Regions from separate parts of the Homo sapiens genome. Here all the other regions are linked to region 3. A link is a contact called in ENCODE Hi-C or POLR2A ChIA-PET data. All regions are on one chromosome and are shown on one strand. Each heading gives the region's core, a stretch centred on a gene start or an enhancer-like site at or near the end of the contact. The rest is flanking DNA. Distances are from core to core; before and after follow the strand shown. Region 1 holds the start of SRSF9 (serine and arginine rich splicing factor 9). Region 2 holds the start of DYNLL1 (dynein light chain LC8-type 1). Region 3 has its middle 18 kb from the start of MLEC. Region 4 overlaps SPPL3 (signal peptide peptidase like 3). Region 5 overlaps SPPL3 (signal peptide peptidase like 3).

Evidence for each region. A loop is a pair of places that touch in the nucleus more often than their neighbours do. ChIA-PET counts read pairs that join two places held with the same protein, here RNA polymerase II (POLR2A). Pooled maps may share reads with other maps.
Region 1: a pooled map shows a loop between it and region 3 (2.8-fold over the local background). The contact joins the promoter of SRSF9 here to the enhancer-like site in region 3. A Hi-C loop is called at or near these places in 1 of 50 pooled maps. POLR2A ChIA-PET finds 5 or more read pairs at or near these places in 5 of 52 experiments (A673, H1, HEK293 and 2 more).
Region 2: a pooled map shows a loop between it and region 3 (2.9-fold over the local background). The contact joins the promoter of DYNLL1 here to the enhancer-like site in region 3. A Hi-C loop is called at or near these places in 1 of 50 pooled maps. POLR2A ChIA-PET finds 5 or more read pairs at or near these places in 8 of 52 experiments (A549, Caco-2, HEK293T and 5 more).
Region 4: a map with no recorded cell type shows a loop between it and region 3 (2.9-fold over the local background). The contact joins two enhancer-like sites. A Hi-C loop is called at or near these places in 1 of 37 single-sample maps with no recorded cell type and 2 of 50 pooled maps. POLR2A ChIA-PET finds 5 or more read pairs at or near these places in 4 of 52 experiments (GM12878, HEK293, RWPE1 and 1 more).
Region 5: a map with no recorded cell type shows a loop between it and region 3 (3-fold over the local background). The contact joins two enhancer-like sites. A Hi-C loop is called at or near these places in 1 of 37 single-sample maps with no recorded cell type and 2 of 50 pooled maps. POLR2A ChIA-PET finds 5 or more read pairs at or near these places in 3 of 52 experiments (GM12878, OCI-LY7 and activated B cell).

Annotation. Positions count from the first base shown.
Region 1 is chr12:120,468,342-120,471,041 of GRCh38, forward strand. It overlaps SRSF9 (serine and arginine rich splicing factor 9), which reads right to left and starts at 1,407. Exons shown (of 4, transcript NM_003769.3): 1 at 1,081-1,407. The coding sequence starts at 1,268. It also overlaps a transcript of DYNLL1 not described here. RefSeq lists silencers at 646-815, 1,066-1,365.
Region 2 is chr12:120,494,722-120,497,421 of GRCh38, forward strand. It overlaps DYNLL1 (dynein light chain LC8-type 1), which reads left to right and starts at 1,392. Exons shown (of 3, transcript NM_003746.3): 1 at 1,392-1,495; 2 at 1,695-1,832. The coding sequence starts at 1,701. NRAV (negative regulator of antiviral response) reads right to left here and starts at 1,225. Exons shown (of 2, transcript NR_038854.1): 1 at 1,102-1,225. RefSeq lists silencers at 936-985, 1,276-1,795 and an enhancer at 1,050-1,716.
Region 3 is chr12:120,668,293-120,670,992 of GRCh38, forward strand. It overlaps a transcript of CABP1 not described here. Among named protein-coding and RNA genes, the nearest start is that of MLEC, 18 kb to the right of the region's middle. Within about 2 kb of position 1,284, at least 13 of the 41 ENCODE cell types and tissues checked have a DNase peak (open chromatin) inside an H3K27ac peak, as active enhancers do; they include A673, GM12878 and OCI-LY7, where a contact is called at or near this core.
Region 4 is chr12:120,797,103-120,799,802 of GRCh38, forward strand. The region is part of intron 2 of SPPL3 (signal peptide peptidase like 3); the gene reads right to left. Among named protein-coding and RNA genes, the nearest start is that of ACADS, 73 kb to the left of the region's middle. Within about 2 kb of position 1,314, at least 3 of the 41 ENCODE cell types and tissues checked have a DNase peak (open chromatin) inside an H3K27ac peak, as active enhancers do; they include GM12878, where a contact is called at or near this core.
Region 5 is chr12:120,884,918-120,887,617 of GRCh38, forward strand. All of the region lies in intron 1 of SPPL3 (signal peptide peptidase like 3), which reads right to left. Among named protein-coding and RNA genes, the nearest start is that of SPPL3, 18 kb to the right of the region's middle. Within about 2 kb of position 1,379, at least 5 of the 41 ENCODE cell types and tissues checked have a DNase peak (open chromatin) inside an H3K27ac peak, as active enhancers do; they include GM12878 and OCI-LY7, where a contact is called at or near this core.

The DNA.
Region 1 (2,700 bases), core at 157-2,656, 200 kb before region 3:
GAAAAACCACAATGGCACGGTTACTAAATAAGCGAGGCATAGCCTTCTCCGGCTTAGGGGTAAAAATGCCCAGTTCCGGTTTTGAGGCAAATGAGGAGATACTAGGGATGAGCTGTCAGAGTCGACTCTTCAGCCATCAACGCCTCGCGGTGCTTCCTGCCTGCCCTTCCTCAGATGCTCCCCTTGCCCTATCAATACGTCCACCCCAGGTAGGTCGGACACCCTACGAACATTCCGCGTTCCCCGGGAGCAAATGATGCTAGGAAAACAGGGTGCGGGCTCTTATTTGGCCGGAGTGGAGTGACCAGGTCAGCGCCGCAGCTGCTAACCACCACCAACCACAGTTTTGAAAGTTCCTGGGCTTTTTCCGGCCTGAGGGCCGACGCTGTTTGCAAAATCACAAGCACTCCTTAGAGCGGGGTTAGGAATCTAGAGTTTCCAAATCCCTGGAACCTTTAGCATCTCGCCAAGCCTCCCTCATCAAAGGAGGGAAGTGAAATCAGAGCCCCACTCCGGCTGTTTTAGAAGTTTTCCCGAATCCGTGATCCCTTTACAAAGCCCGGGCCCTGGCCTGCGGGGCGGGGCGCGCGAACGGCGAGCTATTCCACCAGAGATCCCTCCACGACCTCCAGCGGCATCCGCGACCCTGCAGCTTGCTCTCCAGCCACGGCGAGCACGGGCCGGGGGAGAGGCGAGCGGGAAGGGCGAACGGCGACCCCCGCGCTGCCCCGCGGCCGCTTCCCCCTACGGTGCTGCCCCAGGCAGGAGGCGGACAAGGCTCATTTGGACCCCCCGAGGCCGGTGCAGGCGGGCTTGGGCCCTCCAAAGGCTCAGCTTTTGGGTTTCTAAGTAAAATATTGGAATAATAAAAATAAAGGAAGTGACGACGGCGCGAAGGACGGCCCGGGCCTGCGAGGAGAGGCTGCCTCATCCTCCACCCGTGAGGGGGCGCCGTGAGGGGTCTGCGCGGAGGCGGGGGGAGGGGAGGCCGGGGGGAGGGGAGCCCTGGGGGAGGGGACAGCAGGGAAGGCGGGGGCCTCAGGCACCGAGGAGGAGAGGGCAGGGGCGCGGGGGCCTCACCGGGGGTCCTCGAAGCGCACGAAGGCGAAGGGCACGAGGCCGTGCCGGTTCTTGAGCTCGATCTCGCGGATGCGGCCGTACTTGTAGAACAGGTCCTCCAAGTCCTTCTCGCGCACGTCGGTCGGAAGGTTCCCCACGTAGATGCGCCCGTCGCCCTCGCCGCCGCGCTCGTCCGCCCAGCCCGACATCCGCACCGCCCGACGCCGCGGGCCCGCCGCAGCCCACGTCGCCGCCGCCGCCTCAGCACGGGTCCCCCCGCAGCGTCCCCGCGGGCTCCGAGGCGCTCAGCCGCACTGCATTGTGGGAACGCGGAGCGGAAGCGAAGGGGTCGGCGGAGGCAAAAGGAGTCCTCTTAAAGAGAACGCGGCTGCGACCATTGCGCGTGCGCGCAGGCCGGCGCCCCCTGGAGGTGCGAAGGGCCTTCGGGCGCTGACAGGGAGAGCCTGGGGCCGGGCCGTGTGGATGCCATCCCCGAGCGCGGTTCGCGCTCGGCTGAGGCGCTGGACAAGTGGCTTGGGCTCCCGCGCCTCAGTTTCTCTCTGTGGCGCCGCCTACCTCACAGACTTGTGAGCACTCACTGACGTGGGTAGCGCCCAGGGCCTGCGGGGCGCAGGAGAGCTGGAGTCAGGCGGAGACCGCAGGCTGACCCCGCAGCGGCCGGGCTGTCGCGGCCCCCACCTCAGGTCAGTAGGCCCCCGGGCCACCCTGTCCCCATTTTACAGTTGCTCAGAACTGACGGTGTCAGCATGAGATGGACTCCATAGCTTGGCCTTGAGTTTGTCGGAGTCGAGGGAGTAAGACTCTTAATGAGTATCACAGCGATCACTATAGAGTGCATCCGACTTGTGCTTTTCATCCTCTCCCGGGCAGAGTCTGAGGCCACAGAGGGGTCAGGAATGGAACCCAGAGCCATGCTCCCATCCTAAGTACTGAGTCCTTATGGAGCTCAGGTAGACACCCACCTTGGCACTTACTTTTCCACATTCACATCCCAGAACGCGGAGCATTGAACCCAGGGACCTTACAGTGAGGCCTTGCACCAGAAGACTTTTTGTTTGTTTTTGATACAGGGTCTTATTCTGTTGCTCAGGCTGGAGTGCAATGGCGCGAACACGGCTCACTGCAGTCTCGATCTCGCTGGACTCAGGTGATCCTCCCACCTCGGGGCGCCGTGAGGGGTCTGCGCTGCGTCCAGCTAGTTTATTTTCTATTTTTTTTGTAGAGAGGCTGGTCTCGAACTCCTGGGCTCAACCGATCCTCCAGCCTTGGCCTCCCAAAGTGTTGGATTACCGGCTTGAGCCCGGCGCCCGGCTGGAATACTCCTAACCTAAAGATTGTTCAGGCTGGGTGCGGTGGCTCACGCCTGTAATCCCAACACTTTGAGAGGCCAAGGCGGGAGGATCACTTGAGGTCAGTAGTTCGAGACTAGCCTGGGCAACATGGGGAAACCCCGTTTCTACTAAAAATACAAAAATTAGCTGGGCGTGGTGGCGTGTTCCTATAATCCCAGTTACGCGGGAGGCTGAGGCAGGAGAATTGCTTGAGCCCGGGAGGCGAAGGTTGCAGTGAGCCGAGATCATGCCACTGCACTTCAGCCTGGGTGACAGAGTGAGACTGTCT
Region 2 (2,700 bases), core at 142-2,641, 170 kb before region 3:
CTGGGATTACAGGTGTGAGCCATCATGCCCAGCCACAAATTGTTTTAAGGAGTAATGAGAGTAGATGGTCAGAGGAAAATGTAGAAATGTAAATAGGAAGCTTCCAGATACATGATTAACCTGATAACTTATTTATGGAGGTTCGAAAAATACATTATAGGCATTTCAGAGCTGGTTGTTCAAAACCTTGCTGTGGCCTTTGGGATAGTTGTATAAACTGACAATTATTGATAAGATTCATTGATCATTTACTATGTGCCTCACATTGTGCTGAGAGAACTTCAAATGTTTAATACTGCTAACAAGCGTATGAACTGGTTTCCTTTTACATTTAGTCCTCCTTTACTTAAAGAAGACATTCAAATAGCTAGTAAATGACAGTGCTGGGATTTAAATCCAGATCTGACTTGTCCCTCAACTCCCCCAAGATCTTGCTTTTTTAACCACTTCGTGTCTCCTCCCTAAGCCAGAGGGGACGTCATCTCTCTAACGGCCGCTTTTTCGTCCATTAGAATACCTCCTCCTCAGAGATAAATCCCAACCAAGAATCTCTCCCACACAGGAAAGACTGCCTCACCTGAGCAAGAAGCTTCACCCTGGACAAAAACCCCGGGGCTCAACACTCCCAAATCCACCCGGATCCCCATCCCCAACCCCTTAAAGGATGTCCGCATTGCTTGGCAGAGACCCCACTCTTGGGGATAATCCCTTAATTCGTAAGGAAACACCCTCCCTCCTTGAAGCCCTCCCTCAATCCTGAGGATGCCCTCCCCTAAATATTTCAGAGCAGAACCGACTACAAATGGGGCCCAGTGCAAAATGAAAACGTAAGGGTCCCTCCTGTGAGACTGCACTGCTGGTTTACCCACGAAGCCGGCCCTGCTTCAGAGATACCCTTTCAGTAAAGGGAGAGGCCACCTCTGTCGTAATCCTGCTAACCTGGGGTGCGAGATCATGCGACCTGTCGTGGTGGGGGGGCGGGGGGGTGGGGGCAGGAATGGCCACCAACTTCTAGAGACTGTTGTTCGAGAACACACCCTGGGACAACCTCCGTGAATTTGGAATCACTTCCCTTGGCCCCGGCAGAAGCTCCCTTCCTACCTCTCCAGACAGCTGGGTGGTCCTCGTAACCCGGCCGGGGCTCCACCTTCTGGGTGTGTGGGCCTCGTAGCGTGCGGCCCATTGCCCGGGCAACCGACGCCGTGAGCGGTGCATTGTGGTCTGCAACAAAATGCAGGAGAAAGATCCTGAGGGAACCATGGAGTCAATGGACCAATGGAAGAATGCCGTGGGCTGCGTCAAGCCAATAGGGTCGCGCGGCGAGGGGCGGGGCCGGCGGGAGCAGGGCGGGGCCTGAGCACTAGGCGGCGGCGGCTGGCGTGGGGCTGCTTAGATGCGCCACGGTTTCGGTAGCGACGGTATCTCTAGCCGGGCCTGAGCTGTGCTAGCACCTCCCCCAGGAGACCGTTGCAGTCGGCCAGCCCCCTTCTCCACGGTGAGAAACTCGGGGGGCCAGGGGGTGTCCTCGCTGCCTTATTTCGCCCCACTCCGGACTTAGCCCTCCGCGTAGCCCGCGCTTCCTGAGAAGTGGGGTGGGGGGCGTCGTCCCGTGGTGGCGCCGGCCGGGGTGGGGGCAGTTAGTGCCTGGGGGGCGCGGCCCAACTCAACCCCTTACCCCAGGCCTTGCCCACTAGGTAACCATGTGCGACCGAAAGGCCGTGATCAAAAATGCGGACATGTCGGAAGAGATGCAACAGGACTCGGTGGAGTGCGCTACTCAGGCGCTGGAGAAATACAACATAGAGAAGGACATTGCGGCTCATATCAAGAAGGTGAGGATGGGCGCGGGGGCCGATACGCAGCCGGGAGCAGGGGGTTCCTTCCCCCCGATCCTGCTTTCCTAAGGGCGCCTGACAGGTCCCGGGAATACTGCTGGCGGCTTGGGGCGTAGAAGCTTCCAGAAAGGACGCAGATGCATTTTGCGCTCCTGTGGAGAAGACCAGACCCCCGGCGTCCGAAGTTTTTTTTTTTTTTTTTTTAATTACCCAGCTCCGCGGGGGGAAAGCGCCACCTAGCAACGGTATCTAAGATCAGGGAGCAGCGGTTCCCCCTTCTGTGTGGTTCCTGCGCCGAGGATCCATCTGGGTGTTCCGGAGGGGGGAGCTGCGTGGGTGTTTCCAGCCGGGCCGGGAGGAGATCTTGCCAGCCTTCCAGTGGGGAGTTGAGGGAAGGTGGTGGGTGGTGGCGGGGCTGGGGGCTGGGGTAGGGGCTTGGTAAATGGCAGTCTAGAAAGCCGGCAGGACTGCCAACTTCTCGAGCAGTGTTTGCTGGAAGGGAAGAAAGCTGGCAGCCTAAGCCGTGGGAGGGTTCCAGTCGAGAATGGGAAGATGAAAGACTTCAGATGGAACAGAAATAAATGCCTTTTTTGACAAACGCAGCAGTGCGTGCCTCTAGCTTGCAAGAGCGTTACTCCCCTTCATAGCTTTAAAAGGTTTTCGCACTGCGTGCAGTTAGAGTAGCTAAATCTTGTGTGACGCTCCACAAACACTTGTAAGAATTTTGCAGAGAAAGATAACCGTTGCCACCCAATGCCCCCCACAGGCATTCTACTCCCCAGTACCTCTTAGGGTGGGAGAAATGGTGAAGAGTTGTTCCTACAACTTGCTAACCTAGTGGACAGGGTAGTAGATTAGCATCATC
Region 3 (2,700 bases), core at 34-2,533:
TTCAAGACTAACCTGACCAACGTGGCCTGTCTCTACAAAAATAGAAAAATTAGCCGGGCGTGGTGGCATGCACCTAGAGTCCCAGCTTCAGGAGAATCGCTTGAACCCAGGAGGTGGAGGCTGCAGTGGGCCGAGATCATGCCACTGGGTGACGGAGCGAGACTCCGTCTAAAAAAAGAAAGAAATAGCTGCCATCCTCTCTGCTGAGTGGGAGGAAGATGTGTAGCCAATAGGCCCAGGGTTTGCTTGCTGTGTGACTTAGGGCCAGTCGCGTCCCCTTTCTGAAGCTCAGTTTCTTCCTGTGTAATGTGGGGATGATAAAGGATGGGGTCAGTGCATAGCAAGTGCCCTCAGGGCATTGCACCACACGGCACACCCCAGGGACTGCTATTCAGACTGCAGTGGAATCATGCAATTGAAAAGACCCATTGTAATTCGTTTCTATAAGTGAAGTCTTAAAGCAGCCCAAAGGAGAAATCTGTGGGTAGAAGTTGTCGAGTCTTAGACAGGCTTGGAGCGTACTTGGGCAGGTGTGTGGGGTGGCCGGTGTACCTCAAGCCATTGGTTCCCAAATCTTAGCATACAGCAGAATTGCCTGGAGCATTTGTGAAGCCCAGATCTGGGCCACCCCCGCAGTGATTCTGATCCCATGTCTGGGGCGCAGTCCATGAATTTGCATCTCTTACAAGTTCCCAGAGGATGCTGATGCTGCCAGTCCATGGACAACAACCTGAATAGCACTGCTGTAAACCCCAGACACAAGGGAGGCTGGTGTGCCTCCAGGCAGCCAGGGGAGGCTGCGGGGTTGATGGCTGGGGGTGGGAGGTGGGCAGAGCATCCGCTGCCCGCTGTGCTGCCGCAGAGGGAGGATCCTTATTCTCAGACCTGGCAGGGAATGTGCAGGATCGTGGGCCCCAGCCAGAGGCCCGGGTAATCCTCACGTTCCCGAGGTCAGTGGGGCTGGGAGCTCCAAATTCACTCTAATAATCCAATTCTGAGACTAAGCCCTTGGCTCTGTGCCCTGCTAGGCAAGCCTGCAGCCCTGCCTGCCTCTGTACTAGCTTGGCTCCGCCCAGAGACTCCAGAGTTTCACTGTTTCAGAAACACAGTGGCCTTGGAGGGCAACCTGCGGGAAGAGGGCTTCTGTAGACATCTCTATCGGCTGGCAGGGTGAGCCCCCAGGAACACCACTCAGGATAGACTTAGGGATAAACTAGGACTTCTTTGTCCCCAGTGTGTGGCTGCCTAAAATCAAAGAAGTGGCAAGCCTGGCCAACATGGTGAAACCCCGTCTGTACTAAAAATACAAAAATTAGCCAGGCGTAGTGGGGCATGACTGTAATCTCAGCTATTAGGGAGTCTGAGGCAAGAGAATTGCTTGAACACGAGAGGCGGAGGTTGCAGTGAGCCGAGATCACGCCACTTCACCCCAGCCTGGGTGACACAGTGAGACTCTGTCTGAAAAAAAAAAAAAGAATCATAGATATGCCAGTTGTGATAAAGGAAATGGAGAATGTAGTCAGGCTACTGTTCAGAGGCCCCTTAATGCTCAGGGTAAGGGGAGGCCCAGGGCAGTCCTCCTGCCTCCTCCCCTGCTGAAGCTAGGACTCCTCCCCAGTAATTTGTCTTTTTGTTGGTTTGTTCATTTTAAAATTATTTTTATTTGCTTTTGTTTTTTGTTTTGGCTCCCGCCAGGAAACGTTTTTTTTTCTTTCTTTCTTTGTTTTAGAGACAGGGTCTCACTCTGGCACCCAGGCTGGAGTGCAGTGGTGGGATCATAGCTCACTGCAGTCTTGAACTCTTGGGCTCAAGCGATCCTCCTGCCTCAGCCTCCTGCATAACTAGGACTACAGATGCACACCAGCTGATTTTTAAATTTTTTTTGTAGAGACAGGGTCTCAATCTGTTGTCCAGGCTGTCTTGAACTCCTGGCCTCAAGGGATCCTTCCACCTCAGCTTCCCAAAGTGCTGGGATTACAGGCGTGAGCCACAGTGCCCAGCAACTTGTCTTATATTTTGGGGTTCCTAGTATGACTGTTTGAAGAAAGGGGTCTGAGACTTTTCAAGGACTGAGATGCACTTTCCTAGCCAAGAGTTCTTTCTGCAACCTGCACCACTACCTTCCCTGCTGGGGAGCTCTGGGTGTGTCATCTTAGAAAAGCTCTTTGTCTAAGGCCGAGCGAGGTGGCTCATACCTGTAATCCCAGCACTTTGGGAGGCCGAGATGGGTGGATCGCTTGAGGTCAGGAGTCTGAGACCAGCCTGACCAACATGGTGAAACTCCGTCTCTACTAAAAATACAAAAATTAGCCAGATGTGGCAGTTCATGCCTGTAATCCCAGCTATACGGGAGGCTGAAGGACGAGAATCACTTGAACCCGGGAGGCAGAGGTTGCAGTGAGCGGAGATTGCACCGCTGCACTCAGCCTGGGTGACAGAGTGAGACTTTTGTCTCGAAAACCAAAAAGAAAAGCTCTTTGTCTGAAAGCTCTTTTATTGCACCTGGATTTGCCTCCTGCTGACTCATAAAGGCCAATTTGTCTGCTCATTCATGCACACATGCACTTGATGTTTATTGAGCTCCTACTATGTGCCAGGCCCCATGCAAGACTTCCTGTCCTCAAGGAGTTCAGACTCTAGCAGGGCAAACAGATCAGAAACCAGAGAAATGTAATCTAGTGGCCTAAGTGCTACATATTA
Region 4 (2,700 bases), core at 64-2,563, 130 kb after region 3:
GTGGCAGTGAGCCGAGATTGTGCCACTGCACTCCAGCCTGGATGACAGAGTGAGACTCCAACTCAAAACAAACAAACAAAAAACAACAAACAAAAAAATTGGGATGAATGTTCAAGGATTCTGTGTAGATCTCTGGGTTTTTTCATTTTGCAGCTCTCTTTTCTTTTGTACTCTGTTCTATTAACTCTAGCTGCCTCTAGCCGTCTCTTTGGACTCTCAGTTCCATCTCTTCAACTTCAGAAATCTTTCTCTCTGCACCATGAGTGGAAACTATCTTAAGATAGTTTGACGGGAAAATAAGTATGACGGGAAAACTATTCCTCAACTCTCAGGAATACTGTCCTTTGTTGTCTGATGAAAAATATCTTGAAAACTGCTGTGTTATGAGGGTTTACATGTTTTTTTTATTGTTTTTAAAGTTGTTTCATGTGGGATGGTAATTCAGTCTCTGTTTCTCTATCTTGGCTGGAAGTACAAGTGGCTCTAGGTAGTTCTTTTAAATAGGTCCTGAACTGGACAGATTTTTAAGTGAAGGAAAAGGCCTTTTAAAATTTCTTGTTCATGTCCCTGGGGGTACCAAAACATTGATGAATTGTATCCCTTTCTTTAGGAAAGCAGAGGATCCTATCCTATAATGAAGAGGTAGGTCATAATCCTTCCTGGAAGAAACTTAACCAAATGACTGGGCTCAGGTCACACTGATAATGATCTTAACTTCGTAGTTTCCCACCTCTATGACTCAAAATTTCTTACTGGATTTGAAAGACTTGCCCCTCTACTAACAGCCTGACTCTAGCTGCCACTCTTGTTTCCTGTACTTTCATTCACTAAAACTCCCTTCTCTGTTACTGGTACCAAGGAAGCCTCAATTAGAATGGGGGGTCTGGGGAGGATAATCTATGAAGTAGAGACTGGTTAGTTACATGTCACCCTGTTCTCATATAAATCTGGCCAACGAACTGTTTAGCAAACTGTTCCACTGGAGGGCAGCCCCAGTGGGTGACAGCTCCCCAGCAGGACCAAAACACAGCGACTTTTAGATGTGGTGGACTCCCTGAAACATGGTTAAGACTCCTCTTCTGAAATATGGTCAGGTGTCTGATGTGTTGGCTTTCCTGGGGGTTTTTTTATTTTAAAAAAGCCTTGGATTTTAGAAGATTCATATACAGTATTTGAGACATATTTCTCCAGCCATCAGAGGAAGACACATTAGCAGAGATTAAAACGTACACTTACTGCTCATACCTCAGTCACACTTAGAGGAATAGCTATGGCAACTGGCTCCTGAAAAACTTTTTCCTAATTAGTTCCACAACAAACTAGATGTAGTATTTTGCATATATTTCCCCTGCCAACGCACCTGTGGTAGTTTCTAGTACATGGTTTCACTTCTATGATCTTTTAAGCTTTAATTCATGTTTTCGCACAGCAGAGCTAACAATGTGCAGGACCTAAACTCTAGGGTTGGTGATGCATTTAATGGGAACGTCTCTGGAGTCAATGGAACATGAAGACTGCTCCTTCCCTGTGGGCATGTTTTGGAAACACATATATTAATTTAAATTGAGTTTTTCAAATTCACTTATGAATGGAATAACAATAACTACACTTGTTATATTCTGCTTCTCAGAATCTGGTGACAGCAGGTTAAATGTGCAGGAATTTTTATCTACATCTCTACCCTTGGGGCTACACAGATTGCCAGCTTCTCTTACTTTTTCTGTTGGCATTATATCGCTATTCTGGATTGGAAGGTTGCCAGTCATCTCTTTGGTTTAACCCTAGGCACAGCTGCTACGGAGCCTCTCCCATGAGACTGGGTTAGTGAGAATAGGTGCTGAGAACCCCCCGCGGGACAGGATGAAGGGTTATATAACTCAATTTCAATTTGTTATTAGTTGAGAACTATTTATAACTCCATCCTGGATGTTTTAAGGCAAGATTTTCCCCTTTTTTCAAATACAGCTGCTCCTTGACTTACAATGGAGTTATATCCCAATAAGCCCAGGTAAGTGGAAAAATCTCAAGTTCAAAATGCGTTTAATATTCATACATCTAACCTACTGAACATCATAGTTTAGCCCAGCCTACCTTAAACGTGCTCAGAACACGTACATTAGCCTACAGTTGGGCAAAATCATCTAACACAAAGGCCTGTTTTGTAATAAAGTGCTGAATATTTCAAGTAACTTACTGAATACTGTACTGAGAGTGAAAAACAGAATGGTTGTATGGGTACTTGAAGTATGCTTTCTACTGAAATCATACTGCCTTTGTACCATCATGAAGTGGAAAAATCTTAAGTTGAACCATCATTAAGTCAAACCGTTGGTAAGCTAGGGATCTTCTGTAGCAGAAAGTAGTGGTCAACTTCAAACCAGTTTTAGCTGGTCCATTTTCTTAGCATCTAACTGACAAGAACTGCAGCAGGGACAGGAAAGCCTTAGGCAGGAATGAGGTACTATCAGATGGTGGGGGAGGGTGGAGGACTGGTAAGGAGAGCAAGCATTCTTCTAGTTCTCTGTGTAATTAGAAGACTTTGAACTTCTCACTGCCTCAAACAAGCTTAGCTAAAATCAAGCCTTGTTTGGTTGTTAGAAGCAGACCATGGGTCACCGCTGCACAAAACAGAAATGGGGCACAGTGAGTTAGTAGGGCCTTACCTATTAGCTCAAGCTGGGAAGATTCATATCTTCCAGC
Region 5 (2,700 bases), core at 129-2,628, 220 kb after region 3:
TTTTGTTACCAAAGAGGTCTAAACCAGATTTTATCCCCTAAAGGAATGGCATTATTTAGTGTAAGTAAGGCTTCCAATTCCGCCCCTACTGGTCCAACTAATTTGGAGCTTAATCACTGCAGACTGCACTCAGTTGGGAACAAACAAAAAAACCCTTATATTAATACTTTGTAATACCAACAAATCAAAGCATTTCAAACTCAACTAAAAGACATTTCTTTCTTAGTAAGGCTAAGGCTTTCAGACACATTTCAAAAATGAAGCTAATGAACAAGTGTCAAAGTATAAAATATTTGGAAATTATCAAAATAATAATGTATACAAAAACTCAACAGAACCACCAAATAAACTGATTAAAAAGATAGTACCACTTACGGTGTTCTTTAATTCCATAATTGTGCACGGGACCTACAACACATAAGTATTTCACATGGCCTTCAAATTCAAACAAATCAGTGAACTCACAAATGGGCCCTGGGTCCATATTATCACAAATGCCAGGGTATAGCATGTAAATTAAGTCATGATCGTTGTTCTCTTGGTCAGAATACCATTTATGGACTCCAACTCAAAAGCATGTGAGTACCACTTAGAATAACTACATGTCCTTAAGGCATCTAATAGTCAGTAATAATGCAATGGTCAAATCCTGTTAAAGTATTTGTATCTAAACATGCAAGTGCCCATAAAAAGTTGTTTTTTTAATCCTCTGTCACTGGAGCACTGATCAGCTATCCCTATCTTCAACCATCCTTGAGGCAATGACCTACAACTATGGTTACTAAGGGATCACAACTCAATTGCCTCCAGGAGCTAGGTAAACAGCATAAATGAGTGAGGTAGAGATTCAGTGTACAGTAAACAGAAAGTGATGGGGACTCAGCCAAATTAGAAAATGTAAGCTGTGAGTAAAGTCATTCAAACATTAAAACTTTTTTTTTTTTTTTTTTTTTTGAGACAGAGTTTTGCTCTTGTTGCCCAGGCTGGAGTGCAATGGCGCGATTTCAGCTCACCGCAACCTCCACCTCCTGGGTTCAAGCAATTCTCCTGCCTCACACTCCTGAGTAGCTGGGATTACAGGCATGTGCCACCATGCCCAGCTAATTTTGTATTTTTAACCTGTCCATGTTGGTCAGGCTGGTCTCGAACTCATGACCTCAGGTGATCTGCCTGTCTCAGCCTCCCCAAGTGCTGGGATTACAGGCGTGAGCCACCACGCCCGGCCAAAAAAAAAAAAAATTTTTTTTTCCAAATTCAGTCCTTCTAGTAATCAACTGACTGACTAGGAGACACAATCTATACAACAGCCCACTCTGAAATCTCCTTGTCTCTAAATTGTCTTAATTACATCTGCTGGCATTTGACACCCAGTCTCTAACACTATAAACTTCTGATGAAAAAGGATGTGGTTTATTCTATTTTAGTTACTATAGCAGAGCCCCAAAAGGCATAAAGTCATTCATTAAACACAGAGATCAAATTCACAACCTTACTCTGTCTAACCAAGTGAGCTGTGTGGTTAGGCAGTACAAGTGGTATATAACTGATACACAACAGGCCAAAGCAGACCTTGAACACCTATAACCATCAGAACAAGGACCAAACGATAACAGTTCCAACAGATTTACTTGCTGAGAACTATAGAATCTGGTACATCTCTAATGAGGAGGGAGGCAATTTTCTTCCTCCTGTGAATTTAACTGCTCGCAACCAAAAATCTGAGCTATGAGGAGCTTCCTCTCTGAAACCCTCTAAACACCCTCTTCCCCACTGAAAGAAAACCCGGCAGTAACAATATAAAACTAAAGAACTAGAAATACAGACTGATCACACACTCATCTGTTTTTCCTAAAGACACACAGATCATACATGTGAGCAAAAATCTAGATCATAAGTATTTACCACCTCTGGAACCGCACTGTTCAATATGGGAGCTGCTAGCCACATGTAGCTACTGAGCACTTGAAATGTGGCTAGTCTGAATTGAGAAGATCTTGTACTAAAAAAAGTTAAAATGTCTCATTAATTTGTATATTGATTACATACCATCAGTGATATAATAATTTTTTTTTTTTTGAGACAGAATTACCCTGTCACCCAGGCTGGAATGCAGTGGCACGATCTCGGCTCACTGCAACCTCTGCCTCCCAGGTTCAAGCAATTCTTGTGCCTCAGCCTCCCACCATCACGCCCGGCTAATTTTTGTATTTTTAGTAGAGATGGGGTTTCACCATACTGGCCAGGCTGGTCTCGAACTCCTGACCTCATGATCCACCCATCTCGGCCTCTCAAAGTGCTGGGATTACAGGCGTGAAATAAGTATTTTTATGTAAATTAGTATCACCTTTTTAAAAAAACTTTTTAATGTGGCTACCAGAAAACTTTACATTACATATATACCATATATTATACTTCTATTGGGCAGTGCAGCTCTAGAAAAGGTAGTATTTTACAACTAACTCCTCCAGTGATTATCCTCCTGGCAAAGAACTGACACATCAAGGCACCCCTCACCGCCACTTCCACCCACCAAACCTTCAGTCATGAAACCACTCCTAGTCCCAAGCTTACTGATGATGCAGCAGGTTGCCAGAGTAATTCGGTTAATCACTTAACCAAAGGGAAGAAACTAGTTTAACAATTATCTGAGGCTAATTTCTTTCTAAATTATTCCAGCACGCAAAAGAAATAAGAAGTAGC